Linked DNA regions of Homo sapiens: all the other regions are linked to region 4. A link is a contact called in ENCODE Hi-C data. All regions are on one chromosome and are shown on one strand. Each heading gives the region's core, a stretch centred on a gene start or an enhancer-like site at or near the end of the contact. The rest is flanking DNA. Distances are from core to core; before and after follow the strand shown.

The links. A loop is a pair of places that touch in the nucleus more often than their neighbours do. Pooled maps may share reads with other maps.
Region 1: a map of naive thymus-derived CD4-positive, alpha-beta T cell shows a loop between it and region 4 (8-fold over the local background). The contact joins the enhancer-like site here to the promoter of NREP in region 4. A Hi-C loop is called at or near these places in 3 of 168 maps with a recorded cell type or tissue (CD8-positive, alpha-beta T cell, IMR-90 and naive thymus-derived CD4-positive, alpha-beta T cell), 12 of 37 single-sample maps with no recorded cell type and 12 of 50 pooled maps.
Region 2: a map of B cell shows a loop between it and region 4 (14-fold over the local background). The contact joins the promoter of REEP5 here to the promoter of NREP in region 4. A Hi-C loop is called at or near these places in 2 of 168 maps with a recorded cell type or tissue (B cell and naive thymus-derived CD4-positive, alpha-beta T cell), 5 of 37 single-sample maps with no recorded cell type and 13 of 50 pooled maps.
Region 3: a map of B cell shows a loop between it and region 4 (15-fold over the local background). The contact joins the promoter of DCP2 here to the promoter of NREP in region 4. A Hi-C loop is called at or near these places in 2 of 168 maps with a recorded cell type or tissue (B cell and naive thymus-derived CD4-positive, alpha-beta T cell), 2 of 37 single-sample maps with no recorded cell type and 15 of 50 pooled maps.

The regions. Positions count from the first base shown.
Region 1 is chr5:110,749,638-110,755,124 of GRCh38, forward strand. The region is part of intron 5 of SLC25A46 (solute carrier family 25 member 46); the gene reads left to right. Among named protein-coding and RNA genes, the nearest start is that of SLC25A46, 13 kb to the left of the region's middle. RefSeq lists an enhancer at 2,918-3,177. Within about 2 kb of position 2,779, at least 3 of the 41 ENCODE cell types and tissues checked have a DNase peak (open chromatin) inside an H3K27ac peak, as active enhancers do; they include CD8-positive, alpha-beta T cell, where a contact is called at or near this core.
Region 2 is chr5:112,920,516-112,925,798 of GRCh38, forward strand. It overlaps REEP5 (receptor accessory protein 5), which reads right to left and starts at 1,712. Exons shown (of 5, transcript NM_005669.5): 1 at 1,558-1,712; 2 at 648-741. The coding sequence starts at 1,675. LOC105379123 (a long non-coding RNA gene) reads left to right here and starts at 1,872. Exons shown (of 3, transcript XR_948675.3): 1 at 1,872-3,141. RefSeq lists silencers at 903-1,352, 1,713-1,982 and an enhancer at 3,115-3,234.
Region 3 is chr5:112,973,546-112,978,470 of GRCh38, forward strand. It overlaps DCP2 (decapping mRNA 2), which reads left to right and starts at 3,253. Exons shown (of 11, transcript NM_152624.6): 1 at 3,253-3,441. The coding sequence starts at 3,389. It overlaps LOC105379126 (a long non-coding RNA gene), which reads right to left and starts at 1,240. Exons shown (of 2, transcript XR_948679.3): 1 at 1,153-1,240. RefSeq lists enhancers at 2,744-2,793, 2,824-2,903, 2,919-3,678, 3,214-3,263, 3,334-3,423 and 2 more.
Region 4 is chr5:111,755,186-111,760,471 of GRCh38, forward strand. It overlaps NREP (neuronal regeneration related protein), which reads right to left and starts at 2,009. Exons shown (of 4, transcript NM_004772.4): 1 at 1,951-2,009; 2 at 585-645. The coding sequence starts at 587. RefSeq lists an enhancer at 1,209-1,766 and silencers at 2,360-2,759, 2,780-3,139.

The DNA.
Region 1 (5,487 bases), core at 1,529-4,028, 1.0 Mb before region 4:
ACATTTGAGAGAGAGGGTAGAGAAATTAGGGAAATTTGCTTTTGGGTCTCTCTTTTCTCTGTGAAGCAGGATACAGGGTTATTTGGTGAAAAAATGATAAGCATTGGGGTTGTAGTAGAAAAGCATGAGAGGAATGATACACATTTGGGACAGTCACAATGATGGGTAACAAAGGAATCTTACAAAGAGTATATGAAAGGAATGTTAATAGGTAATATTGGAAATTAGAAATTTTTAAGGTGCTATTTGGCATTACTCTGATTTTCTATATCAGCACTATATTTTTGTATATCATCCTATCGATAATGTTAAAGGCTTTGGAATGGTTTGTTAATCCAAATTTATTCTCTGGCAAGGTGAATTTTTTGCATTGTTAAAGAAGTGAGATAGTTGAAGGCATAGCTACTAGTGTAACGCATATGCCCAATGTTGGGATTTAGTCCTTACAGGGAAGGAAATGAAAGCAAGAGAAACTGATAGTAAGCTTTTTTCCAATGTGATTGCTTTTGAAGGACCTCGTAGTCTTGAAGTGCCTTAAATAAACTTTGCTAAAACGTTTGAAACAAAACAAAGATTAGAAAGGTCAGCAACATTTGGGCAGCTCAGAGTTTCTTGTTTTATTCTTTAAAAATCTGTATTTCGTTGTTTGGCTAACTATTCACTTTATTGCTTTTATATCACTAGATAAGATCCCAAGTTAGTACTTATAGTCAAATATTCTTGAAATTCTTTAACAAACAATTCTGTAAAAAAATAACAAAATGCAGGAAATTCCATTTGGTAGAGTGAAAAAAATTCAATGCAGTTGTTCCTCATATCTGTAGGGGATTGATTCCAGGACCCCCAGTGGATACCAAAATCCAGAGATGCTTAAGTCCCTTTTATAAAATGGTGTTGTATTTGCATACAACCTGTACATAACCTCCTGTATACTTTAAATCATTTCTTGATTCCTTGTAATACCAAATACAATGTAAATGCTATGTAAATAGTTGTTATTCTATATTGTTTAGGGAATAATGACAAGAAAGAAAAAAACTCTGTACACATTCAGTACAGATGCAACTATCCCTTTTTTAAATAAATATTGTAAATCCGTAGTTGCCTGAATCCATGTATGTGGAACCCATGGATATGGAGGGTTGACTATATTTGCAACCAGAACACTATTGGTTCAGGTCCTGGCTATTCCACTTTTTATTTCTGGGACCTTATGCAAGTAATGTTGCCTCTCTAAAGCAGAGATGAAGGAATAACATTAATTTCAGGCTACAGGGAAGAAAAAAGAAAAATAGGAATGGGAAGGCATAGGACTTTATAAAATTTTATCATCTAACTTTCTTACTCAGTAGACAGACATGTCAACTGAGTGGGAATATATTTTCATCATTTTGAATCTTTCCAAAGAAGACAAAATAGTAACCTCTATTGCATTGTTCTACTTGGATAATTTTGGTGATAAGGCCCACTCATTAATTCATTCATTTACTTGGCTAACATTTCCTGAGTACTTACTATGTGCCAGGTTCTGTGCTAAAAACCGGGTTTACAGTGAGGAAAATAAACAAAAGGTAACTGTTGCCAGGAAGCTCAGAATCTAATAAAAGTACATTCACTAAGAACAATAATTCCATTAATGAATAATTGCAAATTGAAATTTGTTTTCTGAAGCAAAAGAATATAGTTCCATGAAAGTATTAAAGGGCTAGAAACAGTGTCCCTAGTAACATGACACTTAAGGTAGATCAGAGTGGTAATTAGGAGGTACATACCAGTTTGTACAAAAATGCTGTTGCAGTGGGGAGCCTAGAGAATTCAGGTGTAACTGAGAGAAGCCTCACATGGCTGGAGCTCTGGCCAAGGGTAAGGGTACAGAGCAGGTGGGAGCCAGAACATGTGTGGCCCTGTAGGCCATTTTAAGAATATTGAAGAGGTTCAGTAAGGTCAGTGACATCAGATTTGTTTTCAAAGGGTCATTGTAACTGTAGATGAAAAGGTTGTATGAGGACCAAAGTGAATAAAAGGAGACATCTTAGTATTCTATTACAATAATAAAGGTAAGAAAAGATAGTGGCTAAGATCAGGGTGGTATCTTTTGAGATAGAGGTAAGTGGACAGTTTTGAAATATACTTAGGTCAAACTGAGGGAATTTGGTGATGCTTTAGGAATGGTAGATCAAAGAGAAGGCAGTATGAAGAATGACTTCTTGTATTTGGGCTTGTGTAACTAGTTGTCAAATGAAGCTGTTTTTTTGAAGTATAGTGTGAATATCTTTTAAAAAATTATTTATTCTTCTTTGGGCAGATTTGACCTTTCCTATTAATGGGAAGAAGGCAGAGTTTGTTTCTGTATCCTATTAATGGGAAGAAGGAGCAAACAAGGTCACAAAACATTAACAGCAGTTCACAGAAGCTACTACATGAGGAGGATGAGCTCTGAGGTCTCCTAGCCTGGGGTTTTTTAATTGCGTAACATTTACTAGGTAGAACAGGGGAGATAGTACAGATTTGCCAATATTTAGGGGTTTTTAAATACAGTTTATGATCAAATCAAAGAGAAAAACAGCAGATCTCTAGTGTTCATTAAGTCAGCAAATTTATAATTTCTCAGTAGTATTACTTTTTAACAAATTATATATTAGCCAGGATCGTCATGTGTGATCTCTTTAGCAGTAGATACTGCTAAACCCTTCCCTGTTCTCTCTCCCAGTTGCAGTGAGTTAAACCATGTGTCGTTCTACCCCCACAGTACCCTTTACTTAATTTACATGTGGCTTTTTTCAGACTGTTAACGCGAGGTAGGAGTTCCTGTAACCAAGGCTACCTGTGTGGTTCAGTCTCTCACAAAACCCATTTGGTTCAACTCCAACTTAGTTTTGACTCATCACACATCTGTGGTTATACCACTGTAAACATCTTGTAGTTTTCCTCCAACGGTTCCCTCCGAATTTGCTTATTTTAAACACACGTTATTTTAAACACAATGAAATCTTCCTCAAATTCAATAGATTTCCTTTCTGATTAATAGTTCCTGAGTAGGGAACACTGAAAGAGTTTAAGTAGAAAAGAAAGATTTTAAGTTGGACTTTAGTACAAGTGCATTTTCAGATCTTTTATCATATCCAGATGGAGTTGTCTGTAGGCACATGATATGGGGCTGGCATATAAAGAATTCTTAACTGAAGGTAAATTAATTTGGGAGATTTTGAAGCTCTAACCCTAGATATGAGCGTCGCTAGGGAAGAAGGATACACTATGGTAGAAGAATAGAGTCTGAACCTTAGGAACTCCAACCAAGGGGTGGCTGGGTTAAGAAAGGTGGTCTTGAAAAGGAGTCAGGAGAGACCAGAAGGCAGGATAAAAACCAACAGAATGGGCTAGTGGAGCACAGGGGCAAAGAGTGCTTCAAGGAGAGAAGAGGCTCTGATGGCTGCTGAAATGTCAAATAAGGTAGAGACTTAAAAATGTCCATCAGATTTAATGACATGCAGATTATTGGAGACTTTGGTAAGAGCTGTTTTTGTTCAAAACCAATTTGAAGTGGGTTCAGAGGTGAGTGGGAAAGTACAGACGTGGAAACAGAAAGTTTAGATGGTTGGCTCTGACTAGGATTGATGAAGAGAGGTAACTGGAAGATGAGGGGTTTAGAGTAGGTTGGGGTAAGTTTTTTTTTTTTTTTTTTAATTAGGATAGCTATTTGACCATTTGAAAATTAAAGACTGCTGAGACAGAGTTATTTTAGAATTTTATTGCCTTTTTTGTGTTGATTATGCATAGGAGTATGTGTTTTGATTTGTTAAATGAAAAACTAGACTGTTTTGAGAAAAGCAAGGTACTCGAATAAATTTTATTAATTTTTTCGTTCATTAGGGAGGGCATTTTTTGCTTGGAAATAGATAATTTAGATATATTTACATGTTTGGTATTTGATAATGAATTATAAAAAGGTTTAGTGACTGAAGCTTTTAAGTATGCTTATTTAAATTTCTAGAGCTGTAACAGTAAATTTTACCCATTTTATAAAGTAGTAGAGAACAGATACAAAGAAGAGTCCCAAAAGCATTTTTTTAAATACTTGGTTTTAAGTCTCCTTTTATCTTAATGATCTTAAGAATTGGCAGTAGTCATCAAAGGGGAGGTAACTCAGAATTGACATTGTATTTAAAGGGGAGGCTACCCAGTCCTAAGTGTTTACCACAGTTTCATACTTAAAATTGGTGTCGTCATAAACTGTGGTAATACTTTGTGAGGCCATGAGTATTAGCTGTGCCAAGATGATTTACAAAGCATGTAACGTATTTTGTTTTATAATCATAAAGTAACTTTCAGTAAGATGGGAGGCCTAATCTATTTTTTATATTTTTCGACTTAATCATTGAATAATATGATTTCAGCTACATTGTGTTGTTCAGGCCAAATAAATATCCTAATAGTAATTTAATCAGAGTTCGGCCCAGAAGGTGCTCTAAGGTCTTAGAAATCGGGGGTAGTTGCTCTATTGTCTGAAAGTCTCTGATGTATGTATATGCTGTTGTTTTTCAAATTCAGTCATGTGAAATAGAAAATGTTTATCTAGATTCCTGCTGTAGCCATAGCCATGATGGAATGAGTACCCATTCCATCAGAGAAACTGTTGGTAGCAAGTCTTATCTTTATTTTGCACTTCCCTTTCTGTTTTTTTTTTCTCTTTTTCTTTTCATTTTTCTTCTATCTCCCCTGCCTTTTCATTTTTTTCTTCTTATTTACTTTCTTTTTTTTTCTTTTCTTTTTTTTTTACCCTCTATAATCTTGACTCTTTTTGGACTTTTCTCTTGATAGAACTTACTCCCTTTTTTCACCTTTGGTTCTATTTCATTTCAGCTTGCCTCCCTCCCTCCCTTCCTTCTTTCTTTCTTTTTTTTTTCTTCCTTCCTTTTTTTTCTTTCTTTTCTTGTTTTCCAAAGGTAACCAAACTAGCAGACAGAATGCACAAAATCCTACACCTTGGTTCCAGACCTGGCATTTTTGCCTGTTTCCTTTGAACATTTTCCTGTGATCTTTTTGACCCTGATTTTTCTCATCAGTAAGACAAGTGTGACAATATCTGCTCTGCTTATCTCACAAGGTTCTTCTTTGTATCAAATAAGATGAGAGGCAGTACAGGCAGAGAGTACCGGGGTTTAGAACAGAGTTCCACACTAACTGGTTACTTGGCTTTGGATGAGTTATTAATCCCCTCTGATCCTATCTCCTCATCTATGAAATGGAGAAAATAGGGTTATTATGAAGATTAGAAATAGTTCATGCAAAGCACTTTGCATAGTCATGGCATTTAGTAGGTGCTCACAAAGATAATAGAATATAATGGTCACAAAATTATGTAATTGTACTAAGTAAAGATAATTCAGAAATTAGGTACTACATAAATGTAATGTGTCAGCCTGCATTAGAGTTACTTAACTTTTTTAAAAAATTGTCATTCTTATATACTTTGTAAAGCCTTTTTTA
Region 2 (5,283 bases), core at 462-2,961, 1.2 Mb after region 4:
ACTTTGGTAATAAATTCAGATCCTAATCGTAAAAATTCATTTTTTAAGTAGCTCAATTATATAAATGACTCACTTATATAACCAAGGAGCTATATCATGGAGCATTTTTAAAGGTTTTTGTTTTTACACTAGGGTAAGCATTTCCCAAGTTTGTCTGTAACATGTGGCTTTTTCAAAATAAAAGAAAATGAGAAAATTCTCCCTACTGTCTCAATTAACGTAATTATGAATTAAGGAAGACCTAATTGATAGGGTTTTACTCTCTAGGTGCATAAATATATGGTGAAATACTCATTAAAATAATTACTAGACAGAAGTGCTCAGCTCCCTGTACCTTCTGAGATCCTCCCACCAGTAAAGGGAGGACGACAGAGTGGTAGCGCTTTCCTGTTAGTGTGCCAAAGAGAGGGGACACTGGTCACCAGGATAATCTAATGAAAATACCTCTGGGCTAATCGTCAAGAGATAGGGATTAAGTTAAGGTTCCAAAATGGTGAATACTATCCCCACCCCTTATGTCCAACCTCATCCCTCCCCGCCGAGCTTTCACTTTTCTCCCGGGAATTGCGGATGTGCAGTCTACTGCAGCAGCCCTGCGGGGAGGAATGGAGGAAGGGAAGGGGACGGCTGCAGGGTGTGTCACTTACGAGATGTAGGCTGGGTAGCCAAATCCTATCAGGTTGCAGAGGAGAGAGGCTCCATAACCGAACACCAGGTACAAGGCCACCAGTCCGATGACACCTGGGGACCACAAGGAGAGAAGTGGGTCGGGCAGCATGAGAGCCGTTCACGCGGGACAGCCGCCGCCCACACCGCGAGGCTGGGCCTGTTGTAGGAGTTTTCCTCTCGACTCGATTAAAGGAGCGAGAAAAACAAACCACACGAAAGCTGGGCCTGCGCGTCCGCTGGGCTATGCCTTGAAGTCTGGGGATACCAGGCAGCCCCACCATTGTGCCTCTCCTACCTCCCGCAGGGGGCCCCGGCGCTTTGCGCAGCAACCCCCGGCGCCCGGGACGGTCCCAGGCACCCGCTTCCGCCCTCTCGCAGGGCCTGCTGGGCAGCGCTCCAGCCTGGGAAGCTGCGCTCAGCGGGGAGCGTCCCGAGAGGCCCGGACTCCCGCACACGCTGCAGTAGCAGCCCCCGCCCACCCGAGAGGCGCCCTCTCCGGGCGGAGCTCCACGGAGGGTCGGGTAGGACCGGGTACCTCCGTCAACGCGCCCGCCCGCAGGGGCCCCGCCGTCCGCGCCCACCGCGCAGGACAGCAGGAATAGGGCGCCGGGCCGCGGGGCAGACATACGTCAGCGCTGGCCCTTCCAGCTGCCAGCGCCCGGCGCCGCAGCTGCCCTCCAGCCCCGCGACCCTCAGCCTGGGCAGCCCCCGCGGGGTCCTCCGATGCCCACGCTTTCCGGGAGGCCAGCCTGATCCCTGAATATGCTGCTTGTCCCGTCTGTCTCCGACTCCACCTTTCCCGAGTCCTCTCCCTGCTTCCTTCCCCAGCAGCTGGGGCAGCGGCGGCTCCCGTGGCCCTACCAGCGGCGGCGACCCCCGGCCACCCACCAAGAGCGATGAAGCTCCTGTTCACGCCGGTTTTGGCCTCGAGCTTGGCCAGAAGGTCAGTCATGCAGTTCTTCTCGTGCAGGAACCGGTCGAACCTCTCCCTCATGGCCGCAGACATGGCGGGGACCGTCTCGCCGCTCGGGGCTGTTCCTAGTGCCGGATAGACTGGAGCGGCGACTGCGGCGGAGCAGCGGCAGGCGGGGACCGCGGCGCGTCTACGCGTCCTCCACTCGCCTCCGCTCGCCCCGCCCGGCCGCCGCGCGCCCCTCCTCGGCCGCCGCGCGCCCCTCCTCCCCCGCCCAGCGCCAGGGGGACAGCGCCACACCCTGGCGGGGGCGGGCCTGCAACTCCGCGGACGCTGCGAGGTGGCCTGCCTGTTGACAGTCTTAACCCATTGCGGGGTAAAAAGGATGTGGCGTGGGGGCGTGCATTTTGTGTCTCTCGTGGGTCCCCTTCTCAAATCGGACTATTGCAAAAAGCAGGCAGAAAGGAGGCAGGCGTCCTTGTTGCTCCCGCCTGCAATTCACTGCGATGAGTTTGGCACCTACATTGCTGTGCTAAACCTAAGGCATTTTTGACCTAAAAAATTGAAATGTTTGAGCATCGTGAAAGAACTCTTTGGAAGCAGTCCTGCTTTCTCCCTCTTTGCCTTAACTTGGCAGTTTTTCTCACCTACAGACAATCGTTGCCTTGTAAAGACCCTTGAAGAAATCTAACACATCCTCCCTGGGGTACACCTTTTCCAAGCAAAAACTGCATTAAATCTTTTCATGGTGGGCTTGCGTTGTCTTGGTGTCTGATACTGTGGCAAGTGTCCAAATTCTCTCTGTGGAGCCAATATACTCTGCACTTCCTACAGTCAAAATACTCTGAAGAAGACGGAGATTCTAAGGTCCAAGCCTTAGGGCAGGAGCTCATTTTTGCTTCCTTCAGAATGAGTTGGCCATGCTCTTCCTCCACCTAAACCTAGGCTCCTCTTATCTCACCCATATGACTTCCAGACACTCCTAAAATTACTCTTGTTGACTCCTATTCTGCACACTGCTGCAGAATTTTTGTCCGAAGCTCCGTATTATTATCCTAACAGACTAGAGCTCCCATTCCTTGGCAGAGCATTCAATGCCCTGCCCACAACTGGCCCCGAACATTCTGTCTTGGTCCTACACAACCCCTCTGTGCTTTCAAATCTACTTAATTACCCTACTGCCTTCCACTTCTGCAAAAAGTTATCTTGCCCACGCCTAGCTTTTTCCTTTTATGCTAATTCTCCTTCCTCCTTTCTTCCTCAGAGCTTCTTAGCTCAGCTTTCTCAGCTGTTCCTACCACCACCCAGCCAAATCAGTGAACAAGTGAAACAACCTGCTGTCTACTTCTGTCTTTTCACCTACAGTTAATTCTCAATGTGGCAGACAGTAGAATCTGTTTTAAAATGTGCGTCAAGTTGTGCTATGTTTTTGTTCTCAACCCTCCAGCAACTTCCTATCTGCCTGAAGGAGGGCATCAGGGTCACAGGTGACATGGTTCATCCCTCCCCTTTCTGATGTCTTCCCTTACTGCCTCCCTCCTTGCTGTGCCTCAGACAAGGTAAGCCCATTCCTGCCTCTGGGCGTTCGTTCACTTTTCTTCTATTTCAGTGGTTCTCAACCAGGAGCACTTCCTCTCCCCTTCTTCCTCCTGGGGGGAGGAGTAGCAATGTCTAGAGATACTTTCGTTGTGAAACAGATTGTCACACAAGGAGAGCAGGAGGTGGCAAGTGCAACTAGCATCTAGTGGTTAGAGACTAGGGGTGCTGCTAAACATCCTGTAACACACAGGACAGCCCCCACAACAAAGAATTATCCAGCCCCAAATGTCAATAATGTGACAGTCCAGAAACCCTCCTCTATCTGAAAGTATCTTTCCCCAGTTAACCATTTAACTGTCCCCTTCCATTATTCAGATATTTGTTCAAATGGTACCCCTAATCTCAAATTGCAACCCCCAGTGGTCTCTAGCTTGATTTTTCTCCATAGAATTTATTACTGTCTGGCATTATGTTCTACTTTTTTTTTTTTTTTTTTGAGACTGTCTCACTCTGTCACGCAGGCTGGAGTACAGAGGCGTGGTCACAGCTCACCGCAGCCTCGACCTCCTGCTGTGCTCAAGCCATCCTCCCACCTCAGCCTCCCAAGTAGCTGGGACCATAGCCGTGTGCCACCATGTCCGGCTAATTTTTTCTGTTTTTAGTATAGATGGGGTTTCACTATGTTACCCAGGCCAGTCTTGAACTCTGTGATCTGCCCACCTTGGCCTCCCAAAGTTCTGGGATTACAGGTATGAGCCACCACCATGCCAGACCATGTTCTATTTTTAAATTATCTTTCTTTCCTCACTAGATTATGAGCTCCGTGAGGGTAGACATTTTTGCTTATTTTATTTGCTTCAATATTTTAAGCACATTGAACAGTGCCTGGCACTTAGTAGTTGTTCAATAACTATTTGTTGAATTAATGAATGAATGAATATCTAACATGTGTTGTACCACCCAGTATTCCAAGTGTTACGTGGACTAGTTCATTTAATCCTCACAGCTGCATGAGGAAGATGCTACCTGTTTCATCCTCATTTAAGGAAAAAAAAAATGAGACATAGTGAGTTCCCATATCACAATAAGTGGCAGAGCTAGAATTCAGAATCAGGCTCTTACCCCTATATTACATTGCTATTATGGGTTGAATTGTATTCTACCTCCCTAAAGAAGACATGTTGGAATCCTAACCTACAGTACCTCAGAGTGTGATCTTATTTGGTAATAGGGTCTTCAAAGAGGTAGTCAAATTCAAATGAACTCCTTAGGGTGGACCTCAATCCAGTGTGACTGTTGTCCTTATAAAATGGGAAATTTGGCCAGGCGCGGTGGCTCACACCTGTAATCCTAGCACTTTGGAGGCCGAGGCAGGTGGATTACGAGGTCAGGAGATCGAGACTATCCTTGCTAACACGGTGAAACCCCATTTCTACTAAAAATACAAAAAATTAGCCGGGCGTGGTGGCGTGCACCTGTTGTCCCAGATACTCAAGAGGCTGAGGCAGGAGAATGGTGTGAACCCAGAAGGCAGAGCTTGCAGTGAGCCGAGATCAAGCCAATGCACTCCGGCCTGGGCAACAGAGCGAGACTCTGTCTCAAAAAAAAAAGGGGGGGTGAAATTTGGACGGAGACAGATGCATATAAAGGGAAGACTGTGAAGAAACACAGGGAGAAGATGGCCATCTACAAGCCAAGAAGAAAGTCCTGGAACAGATCATTCCCTCACAACCCTCACAAGGAACCAATCCTGCTGAGACCTTGATCTTGGACTTCCAGCCTCCAGAGCTGTGAGATAATAAATTTCTGTTTTATTTATTTATTTAGAGACAGGGTCTCACTGGGTCACCCAGGCTGGACTGCAGTGACACAATCTCCACTCACTGCAACCTCCACCTCCCAGGTTCAGGCAATTCTTCCACCTCAGCCTCCCAAGTAGCTGGGGCTACAGGTGTGTGCCACCATGCCAAGCTAATTTTTTTTTTTTTTGTAGAGATGGGGTTTCACCACACTGGCCAAACTGGTCTCAAACTCCTGACCTCAAGTGATCTCCCCATCTTGGCCTCCCAAAGTGCTGGGACTGCAGGCATGAGCCACTGCACCTGGCCTCAATTTCTATTATTTAAGCTACCCAGTTTGTGAGACTGTTACAGCAGCCCTAG
Region 3 (4,925 bases), core at 2,003-4,502, 1.2 Mb after region 4:
AGCCTGGGCAACAGAGTGGGATCTTGTTCCAAAAAAAAGACTAAATGAAATAGCATATTTTAAAACTATAAAGGTTTTAATCAACCTAATTATTTAAAAATCAAATCAGTATTATAATTTAAGAACCCTAGCATCTCCTGTTCTCCTGTTACCTCAACTCTAAGCTCCCCTTTGTCATTCTCAGCTGGGTCCTGTGAACAATTAGATGGAATTGAGGCCTTGGTGTCCCTATTCACTTTAACAGGGATGGCACTAGGTTCAAGAGGCTGAAGAAGAGACCCAGAGCCAGCAAATGAGGCATATGGTTTATTGAGAGGAACTTGCATACAGAGCGGTCCACTAGAGGTGAGCTGGACATGAGAACAACATCACCTGCAGAAAGCATGCAGTTTATATAGCATTTTCATTTTGCACCCTCTCCCTAACAGCTTCCACCTGACAACTTTCATTTAGCCCAAAACAAAGGGCCTAGCCCTCCTGTGCAGCCTGCATTCCACAGGGCTCAGATGTTCCTCATAGATAAGGAATGAATCTTGGTTGTAACTGCAAACTCATTCAGGTTGTCTGCCACACAGGGTCATTCCCCTGGGTCTGCTTACGTTACTGCTGTCAGGTGCCTCTACCATACAGTTGGCTTCTTTGGAAGTCATGGCTTGGGGGGCTGCTATAAGGGTTGCACTAGTCCAGCTCCTGGAAATCTGTGTGTGAGGAGGCAGTGGAGGGATGGGGCATGGGCAAGATAATATCTTGGACCACAGACATCTCAGAAACTCTTAATAAGGCAGATTGGTTTAACACCATGTGAGAGTTTGGGGACTTCCTGGCCTCTAAGAGCCCAAAAGGGGTTGTATAGCTGCCCCTAAACTGGGAGACTAGAAAGCTAGTAAGAAGAATTCCTCCAGGTGCTTCAGCAAGTGCTTGGTAACCTGCTTGTTTCTATTAATATACCATTGGCCCATGTGGGTGAGCACCACTTTGCCTTGAACTGTTGTTCCACTGCCATCATTTAGAATACTCTAAAAACTAGACTTGAGCTCTAAGTGAGACAACTAAGAAAACCACTATGGTGCCTCCCAGTCAGAGAAAAGACATTCAGTCAGAACAGGTAGAATGCACACCCAGCAAAATAGAACTGAAGGGGCTCACTCTTACCTTTACCAATCCATCCACTACACTGGCTGGAGGTCCAACTGCTAGTATCTGCATTTCTTTGCCGTAGGACTTTTTCTGGCCACCAGAGCCCATCTTGCTGCCCATGTAGCAGGCTAGAGTGCAGACCCCAGGAGCTGCCTTCAACCAATGAAGGAAGTTGGTATATAAATCCCCATCTCCCTCACCCCTTGAGTGGGATAACTCTGAGGTATATGTTTTATACTGGCCACCAGAGTTCTCCAGTGACAGTAAGCTCCAGTTAACCACAGTGCTAATTTCCTTGATAATAAACCTTTTGGCTTTCCTCCCCTCCTTGACTCACTTTCCTGCTCTCCTACCAATGTTTCCCAAGATCACCTCCCTCACAGGCTATCTGCACTCAAAATCTTGTCTCAGTGCCTGCTTCTTAGGAAATCTAAAATAAGACTTGGACTGTGCTGGGAGTACTGAATAAAGCAAATGGAATACTGCAGCCTGTGCTTCTGTACTGGACTCCCAGAATACATGAAGCTGTGCCTGGAAGCATTTTCTCTTTAGGGAATTTCATCAGCAGAAAGAATTACGTACAGATACTGATACCATGTGTTTCCAACCAACAGCTCAGCCAGATCATCCTACAGTGAAGCTCTCAGGAAACAAGTACCATCTACAAGGTGAGAGCTTCCAATTAGCTTTCAAGGCACTTGACTCCAGGTTAAGGCCTTACTCTTAAGTGTGAGTGAATAGTCAAGGACTACAGAGGCTTCTAATAGGATAGATGAGATCAAGATAATAGCAAAAAGCAGCTGAGAGGAATAAGACTACTCAGGGAGAAGAAAACGTCAAAATCTATTATTAATATCCTCAGAAGGATAAAATAAAATATACAAAGCAAGAATGTGACACCACAAGAAAGGGGCATTTGAAGAACAAAACAGAACTCTAAATAAGTAAAAACTCTGTAGTTGTCAGGAAGATAAATTTGAGGAATTCTCCAAGAAAGAGGGGAAAAAAAAGATGGAAAACGGGAGCAAAATAGATGGTGACGGGCCTCTTATGCCAAAGGAACTTGGGCTTGATCATACAGCAGAAACTGAAAAGATAACTTGTTCCTATCTGAGTAAAACAAAACAAAATGTAGGCAGTTGCACAGGCCAAGAATGGAGGCAGAGTCAGTGGTTAGGCAGCTCTCACTGTAGTATGGAGAAATGATGCAAAACTGAAGTACACAGTGGCATGTGACAAATTTAGACAAAAGATGGGAGATTAAATGGTAGAACAGACTAAACTTGTGACGGAGCAGGTGTGTGTGGGCCTGTGGGTCTGATGTAAGAGGAAAAAGAACAGATGGATCTAGTTTCTCCAAAGATCCCAAATGGATTGGTCTCCATTAAGCAAGACGAGGAATGAATAAGGACGAGCAGGTGGGGATTGCTTTGTGCAGAGGGTGGAATACAGATCAGAGTTCAGCTTAAATCAGTATTTTCTAAGATTTTGCTAGGTGCCAGATACTGAGATAAAGTCCTTGTCTTCATGTTTGGAACCAGGTGCCTAAGGAAGCACAGAGGAGAGCCACCTCCAAAATGGATACCCTCTCCAAGGGTTTGTAGTGAAAGAGGCACAGCTCTTGGCCTGGAGTTGGTGGGGGCTGCGATAAGTGCAAGATACTTGGTGACAGGAATCGCGAGCATACTCTTGTGTTGTACGGATTCTCAGGGTCGGCCCTGCAGAGGAAAGAGCTCAGTCACCGCGAGGTCCTGCACAACATGCCAAAGTCCCGGATATGTGTCCGGGGTCTACACCTAAGCCCCGACCCCTCTGAACTTCCCAGAAGCGCGCAGGAGGCATGGTGCGCATGCGTGTAGCCACCTCAAAGGCGGCGGGAAGTTGGTTTTCTGAGTAGCAACTGAGCAGCTTGAAGACGGATTGGAAGTAGCAGACCAATAAACAAACGTCTCATTGGCTTAGAGTGCTTAGAGTCCCAATTCTTCAGCTTCCCATTGGGCCTTTCAAGCGAGCAGGGGCGTGACTCCGGGGGCTCCGCCCCGAGCCTTGGCCCAGTCTTGGGGTCCAAGGCTGAGGGAGCGGGACGGAAGTGAGCGGGTCCCGCCCCTTCCCCTTCTCGTCTCCGTTGGAGTCGTCTCTGCCGCGGCTTCCTCGGCTGCCAGCTCTCCGGCGAGCCGGAGTCCTAGTGCCGTACCGTCAGTCCCCGGCCGCGCGGAGCCGGGATGCACTGTTCCTGCTGTGGGTCCTCATCATGGAGACCAAACGGGTGGAGATTCCCGGCAGCGTCCTGGACGATCTCTGCAGGTACCGCGCTACCCGACCCCCTTTCGCCCCCGTCGGGTTTTCTCAGTTTCGCGGACCCCCAGAGGCCTCTGGGTCTTCTTCCCCGCCCACGTCCATGTCCTCGCTTTCCGCTCCCGCCGCTGCTCGCTTTCCATCGTCGACCCTGCTCTCCGACGACACCGCCCCTCTTTCCGCCGCAGCCTCCCTGTTTCTCAAGGCCCTCCGTCCTTCCCCGCAGAACACCCGGAATTTCCTCATTTTTTAAGTTACTCAACTATTTTGCTTTCCCGCAGGCGTAGCCGCTTCGCCGGAGCCTGGGTCTTAGCGTTTTGCCGCCGCCGCCGCCTCCCTCTCCCATTGTTTTTTCTGCCTCTGTGACTTTTCCACGCCGTGCACCCCCTCCTCCCTGTGTCTCATTCCCCGATTCTGAAGGAAGACCCCCAGGGTAGTAATTTAAGGCTTAGGATCCCAGGTACGCGGACCTGCGCAAGGAGCAAATTTTCGGACTTATTCTGACGCCTGCGTGTTATTTGTCCGTGGCGTTCTCTGTAAATTCCTGTAAGGAATTACTTTTTTTTTCTCATCCCTGGACTTGTCTTTGGGGGAGAGAGGGAAAAAGTGTAGCGCTGCTTTTCTTTTTATCCTTAATAATCCTATTTTAAAGGAAATTCTCAACCGCGGGGTTTTAACTCAGGGTGTATACTTCAGATGAGAAATTTTCTGCATTCTTCCCCCTTGTCAACTCTGATTTCAGATAGCCAAACACGTGTAGGATACTTAAAAATGCTTATTTTCCGAAGGTAAAATTTGGAGTGCAGTGATACCCGGAGTTGTCGCCAAGTGTGTGTGGATTGTGATTACAAGTGATAACACCTTTTCGTTCACAGTTACTGTGTTTATGTTTTAAAAGGCAGGCTTTTAGTAGTTGTATCTCCTTCATGCAGTTTTTTTTAATGGAAAGTAAAGAACTGGTGTTTGTGGAGTTTTTTGGGGTTTTTTTTGTTTGTTTGTTTTTTTGTTTTTATTTTTTGAGACGGAGCCTCTTTCTTTTGCCCAGGCTGGTGTGCAGTGGTGCGGTCTTGGCTCACTGCAACCTCTGCCTTCCGGATTCAAACGAGTCTCTGCCTCAGCCTCCCTAGCAGCTGGGATTACAGGCACCCGCCACCACACCCGGCTAATTTTTGTATTTTTAGTAGAGACGGGATTTCACCATCTTGGCCGTGCTGGTCTCGAACTTCTGACCTCGTGATCCACCCGCCTCGGCCTCCCAAAGTGCTGGGATTACAGGCGTGAGCCATCGCGCCCGGCCTGGAGTTTCTACTGTGCACCAGGCACTACCTTTACATGTATTGTTTTATTTAATCCTCAGTCAGCCGTGTTTGGTAGGTGCAGTTAGTATATTTCCATTTTCATCTGCGCAAACAGATTCAGGAACTTTGTAATTTACATAAGGTCACATTCATCCTAATTCACAAAATCAAGATTTCACACCTATTCCTTTTTCT
Region 4 (5,286 bases), core at 759-3,258:
TTATTTAGAGGTTAACATGCTTGACTTCTAAAATTGAGTACATGTCTCTCACAAATGAAATTATAAATCGAGAAAAATAACAGTAATTATATTTAAATAGATGGGGCACATTAATATAAAAATTCATGCTTTTCATCTATATTGCTTTAAAGGATAGCATATACAGTAGCTGTTTGATCAGCTGGACAGACTCCTCAGTTTTGGGTAACTTCGGCCTAGCTCTAAGACCCAAGGCTTTGTTTGAGCCCTACTGCTGTCACCACCTCCATGCGTGTCACAACACATCACTCTTCTTAAAGAACCGAATAGTTTCTGTTGTTCAAATTAAATAAATCCTCACTTCTGAAAGAGGAATTTTAGTTTTCTATTCAAAATAATTGCAAGTCAAAGAACTAATTTGCCACATCCAATTCACATAAATTGCTGTACTGCAACGCTCCCAGGAACTGGAGATAGAACCTTTTAAAGGTCAGATGGGGTGTAGAACAATGAAGGGTTGAGGCGGATGAAGATGGGTGGTTGATATTTATATGTAACAGACTGGTAAGAAGTACTGAGAATCTCCTCTGATGACCAAGTCTTACCATTTTGAGAATCTTAGTCTTGGGCTTCTATTCTCCCTCTCTTCAGTCCAGGGAGACCAACCTGCAAAATATGTTTAAATACAGTAGACACATCGCCTCACCACAGGTCAGCAAACGAAAAATGCCTCTTTAGAGGTTACAGACGAATAACCATTTTCTGTGGTTAAGATAAGTTACATGCAAATTATTGTTAACTACTGGGATTTCTGAAAGAGCTTTCCAAGTGGCCTATAGGCTTAACTAAGGGACAAAGGAATCCCTGGTACTTGGCTTTGCAGAGTCCTGGGCTATTCTTAGTGTTTGGTTCATCTTTAAATTGCATGAGTTCAAAAGGTTTAGCAACTTAAAAGTAGAACCAAGTGATAAAAATAGATTGTTTTCTGGCTGCTCTTTGTTCCCAGACATACTACTGGCAGTATATTTGCAATCAAGACGACAGAATAGGAATCAGCCTTCCACCGTGTAGTGTAATGCCTCAGAGTGGATATTTTTGGAAATGGCACTGCATTACATAACCTTCCGTGTTTAAAAAAAAAAAAAAAACCCTACACGGCGGGGGGGGTGGGGGGAGTCAGGAATATACACCATTCTGTCCTTCTCCCTAAACCAAATAAACATTAATGTACATACTGCTGCAGTGATTTACCCTCAACCTTTATATTATCAGAAGACCGCTCTTTTGTTAACACAGTTATGACAAAAATTAAGATGAATGGAGAAACTAAAAGTTCTCAAAAAGGGTATCATTCGCTCTTAGAGTTTTCCTATAATGTTATTATAGATACACATAAATGCACATCAGATTATTATAATCACCAAGAAAAAAACAGTCATTTATTTTTAAGGCCCTCCCCGCCAAAGTTCAACTGCTTTATAAGAAAATGCAGAAAAAAGTGCTGCAAGATCGAATGCCTAAGAAGACCCTCGGAAGCAGCAGCATTGAAAGAGTAATCAAGTGTAAGGGCGGAGGGACACAAATTCATTTTATAAAAAGGGAGGAAAAGCTTGCATGCACCAAAGTGCATTTAATGCAAAGAAACACAACAGTTTCTAACAAGGCTTTAGGAGCAAGAAGAACAAAATTAACCACACCAACAAGCACAAAACCCCACCCCTTCCCAAAAGAATTCATTTCTCCCTCCGAACTTGTGCATTTTAGAAAAAACCCAAGTTAAATTCCAGCCTGAATGCAGCACAACCAAAATGCCAGAATTTCTCCAAGGTACACGCTTCAGCTCTTTAAAATTTAGAGGGAAGAAGCATGAACTCTGCAGGGTTGAAGGGTCCAGCTAAGAGCAACGGCAAGGAATCGACACAAAAGAGAAACCAGCGCTCCCAGCCGGGGATAGGAATGGCATATACTTACAGACAAAAGCCCCGCTCCCTGTTCACTCTCTCTCCTCTCTACACCTGAAACACAAATGTGGTTGAAAAAGGGCAACATGCTAGAAAGACAGATTGGGGGGGGAGGGGGGATTGGGGGAGGGAGGGGGAGGGGAAAGGGGTGGAGGAAGAGGAGGGAGGAGGGGGAAGGGAAACAAAACCCAAACCGGCTTCACTTCCAAGAAGTGCAGCCTTGGAAAAAGGAGGAGGAGATCATCTCCCTGCCTCGCGCTCTCTCTCCAAGAGTGTGTGTGTCTCTCTCTTTCTCTAAGAGTCTCTCTCTCTCCCTTTCCCTCTCTCTCCCGCTAGGGTGCTAGTGAACAATGAGCTAATTCTGATGGAGCTGGCGCGGAGCCAGCGCCCCAGCCTTGCTGCCACTGTGCAGCCGCCTAGGAGCCAGACTGCTTACTCGGCAGGAATCGGCGGCTCTGGGCCCCGTCGGCGAGCGGCCAACAGGCGCGCGCGCCCCGACACCCCGCACCCGCGCCCCGGGCGCCCCGCTCGCCGCGCCGTCCCCACTGCACCGCGCGGCGCCCCGGGGAGACAAAGCGGACCCGCAGCTCTGCGCCCCGGCCCCGCCCCGGGAGCACGGCGCGCGCAAATCCCCGGCCTTCCTCCCCGCCCCCGGCCAGCCTCTCCGCCTCGACGTGCGGTTGCTTTTCAGACAAATAAGGAGGTGGAGGAGGCGGTTTGGGGGCGCGCCAAGCGTGAAGGCGGCCAGGGTGCTGCACAGCCCGGCGGCCCGCCAGGGCCGTGGGGAGAGGCGGCGCGGCCCGTACTGTAATAATAAACCTGCAGCAGAGGGCATCTGAGGAAAAGAGGACGGCGACGGGCGGCAGCCGCCTTCCTTTTATGTGCCTGTCCTGAGCGAAGCAGAAAATGGTGCCTGCGGCGGCGCGGAGCCGCGCTCAGACACACAAAGAGTCCGCGAAGGATGCATTTGCACACGGCCTCGGGTCGGACCCTGCCCCTCAGCTGGGTACGCGCGCCCCACTCCCTTCCGCGGGGAAGCCCGGGGCGGGGAGCGCCCCTGAAGGCCGGGCCCAGAGGTCCTGTGGCTGCGCGTGCACACACACACGTGCACACAGTCACACGCGCACAACCAGCCAGAGCTGCGGCCTGGCGTGATCGGCCCAAGACATACTCCCCTGGTGCTTCCTTCTCCTTCCCTATACGCTCCCCCACTGCCTGCCCGTCTGAAATTGTACTTTTTAAAATCGAGGATTGCTTTAAAAAATAAAGTGCTTTGCCATTTCTGATTTTTGTAAACTCGTCGTTCTTATTTAAAATCTATCTTTTCATAGTAATGTAATAGCTCAAAATTTTGCAACAAACTCAAATAAACTGGTTCTGTTGCCAATAAAGCAGGATATCATTTTATGGTAACTCTCAGATGTCACAGGAGAAGATTATTTCCTAATTAAATTGCCTTTCCAAGAAAAAAAGATATAAAGGATCATAGTGTCTTCTAAATTTGCCATCCACTTTTTCCCCTAATCACTGAAAGCAATGTTTTCCATTGTAACAAAGAAAATAAGGCAAATTTACAAAACTCAATTTTTAAACGTGTTTACAGAATGTCTGATGTTTTAGATTTAACATACTGGGTACAGCAATAGCAAACCTTAAAAAGCAATACTTTACACTCACAATTCTAAAAGAATGCACTGAGTTCTCTGTATGCTTGTTGCTGGGACTATAGGTCACCTTTAAAACTACAAAGCCATTGCCACAACAAATGCCTGTTAGACTGCACTGGGTATGATGTTTAAGGAGCCCACTGAAAGCTTCTCTGAATTAATCTAAAACATCACAGTAATTTTCCTGCAAAAATAAGATGATTTGGCAGCCATAGCTAGGAACAAAGGGAAGAAATATAAAACTCAACAAATTCCCTTGACCCTTTCAGGCCAGTTTACCAGCCAGGGAAGTACTGGAAGGAAGGTGTAAGGCATAGGCTGGGTGGTGGGAGAGGGGAGACGCCTGGGGGCTGATCTGCAAGTCTGGAACCCCAACACGCTGCTCAAGGGCACCTCAACATTGAGATCTTTGGCATTCACCTCAGGGTCAGGCTGGGAAAGGACCCCAAGGGCGCACCATCAAATCAGACTACCAAAAATCTATCCCAGTGATATTTGTTCAAAAGCTGCTTCTACAAGGAAACATACATATAAACACATACATACACAGGGACTTTAACGTTTATGTAAAACTTCCCTAAGATGTTCTTTCACAGAGAAGTGTTAATTTTTCTTTCTTTCTTTCTTTCTTTTTTTTTTTTTAAGAAATGGAGACTTACCATGTTACCATGTTGCCCGGTCTCAAACTCCTGGATTCAGGCAATCCTCACTACGGCCTCCCAAAGTGCTGGGATTACAGGCACAAGCCACCTCTCTTGGCCAATTTTTCTTCATTGTAATGATAGACATTCAGGTGACAGATTTTTAAGTATTAAGAACACTGGGTCAGATTCATAGCTTATTTATCTGTTGTGTTCCAGAAAACGGTTATCATCCAACTATCCAAGAAACATTCTTGAGTCTCCTCTAGGTGAAGGGGGCTGTGCTAATCACTTAAGGATATATGAGAAACTCATGCCATGTCACCTCACTCAAACTGTAGCTATAGCTGTCTCACAGTCCTCCTAGCTGCCATGTTCTGCCCTCTTCCATCTATCCTGTAGGTGTTACAGTAGACCCACTCTTCTAAAATTTCTTTTTAATCATGGTATCCCCTGCTCCATTACGGGATAAAGGCCATATTTTGCCACAGTGTGACTATAGTCTGACTTTCTAACCTTATCATCTCTCTCTCAATCATAGAATATCAGTCCTTCACTTCACTCTGATTGATCATTTAGGGCACATAATTATCCCTAAGCCATTACCAGTCAGGAAGCAAAGTCACGCAAAGATTGACTTCAGCTAAGATGTCTCAACCCTTCAGTTATATTGACATTTGGGACAAGATAATTTTTTGACGGGGTGAGGATGGAGGGTGAGGCTGTCCTGTGCATAGTATAATGTTTAACAACATCTCTGGCCTCTACCCATCAGATGCCTGTAGGAAACGCCAGTTGTCACAACCAGATATGTATCCAGACACTACCAAATGTTCCAAGGGGTCAGGGAGACTCATCCTTGATTGAGAACCACTAGCTCTAACAATCAGATCCATCTCCTGAGGTGGAAAGAGGTAGCCTCCCTTGAGTTATGTGCACTGCATTGAAGAGGGACAGAGACCTGACCCAAATCAGGATTTTCGTAGGGAGGAGGAAAGGGAAGTAGGCGATGTCCTTATCTTCATGGAATTTGTCGTC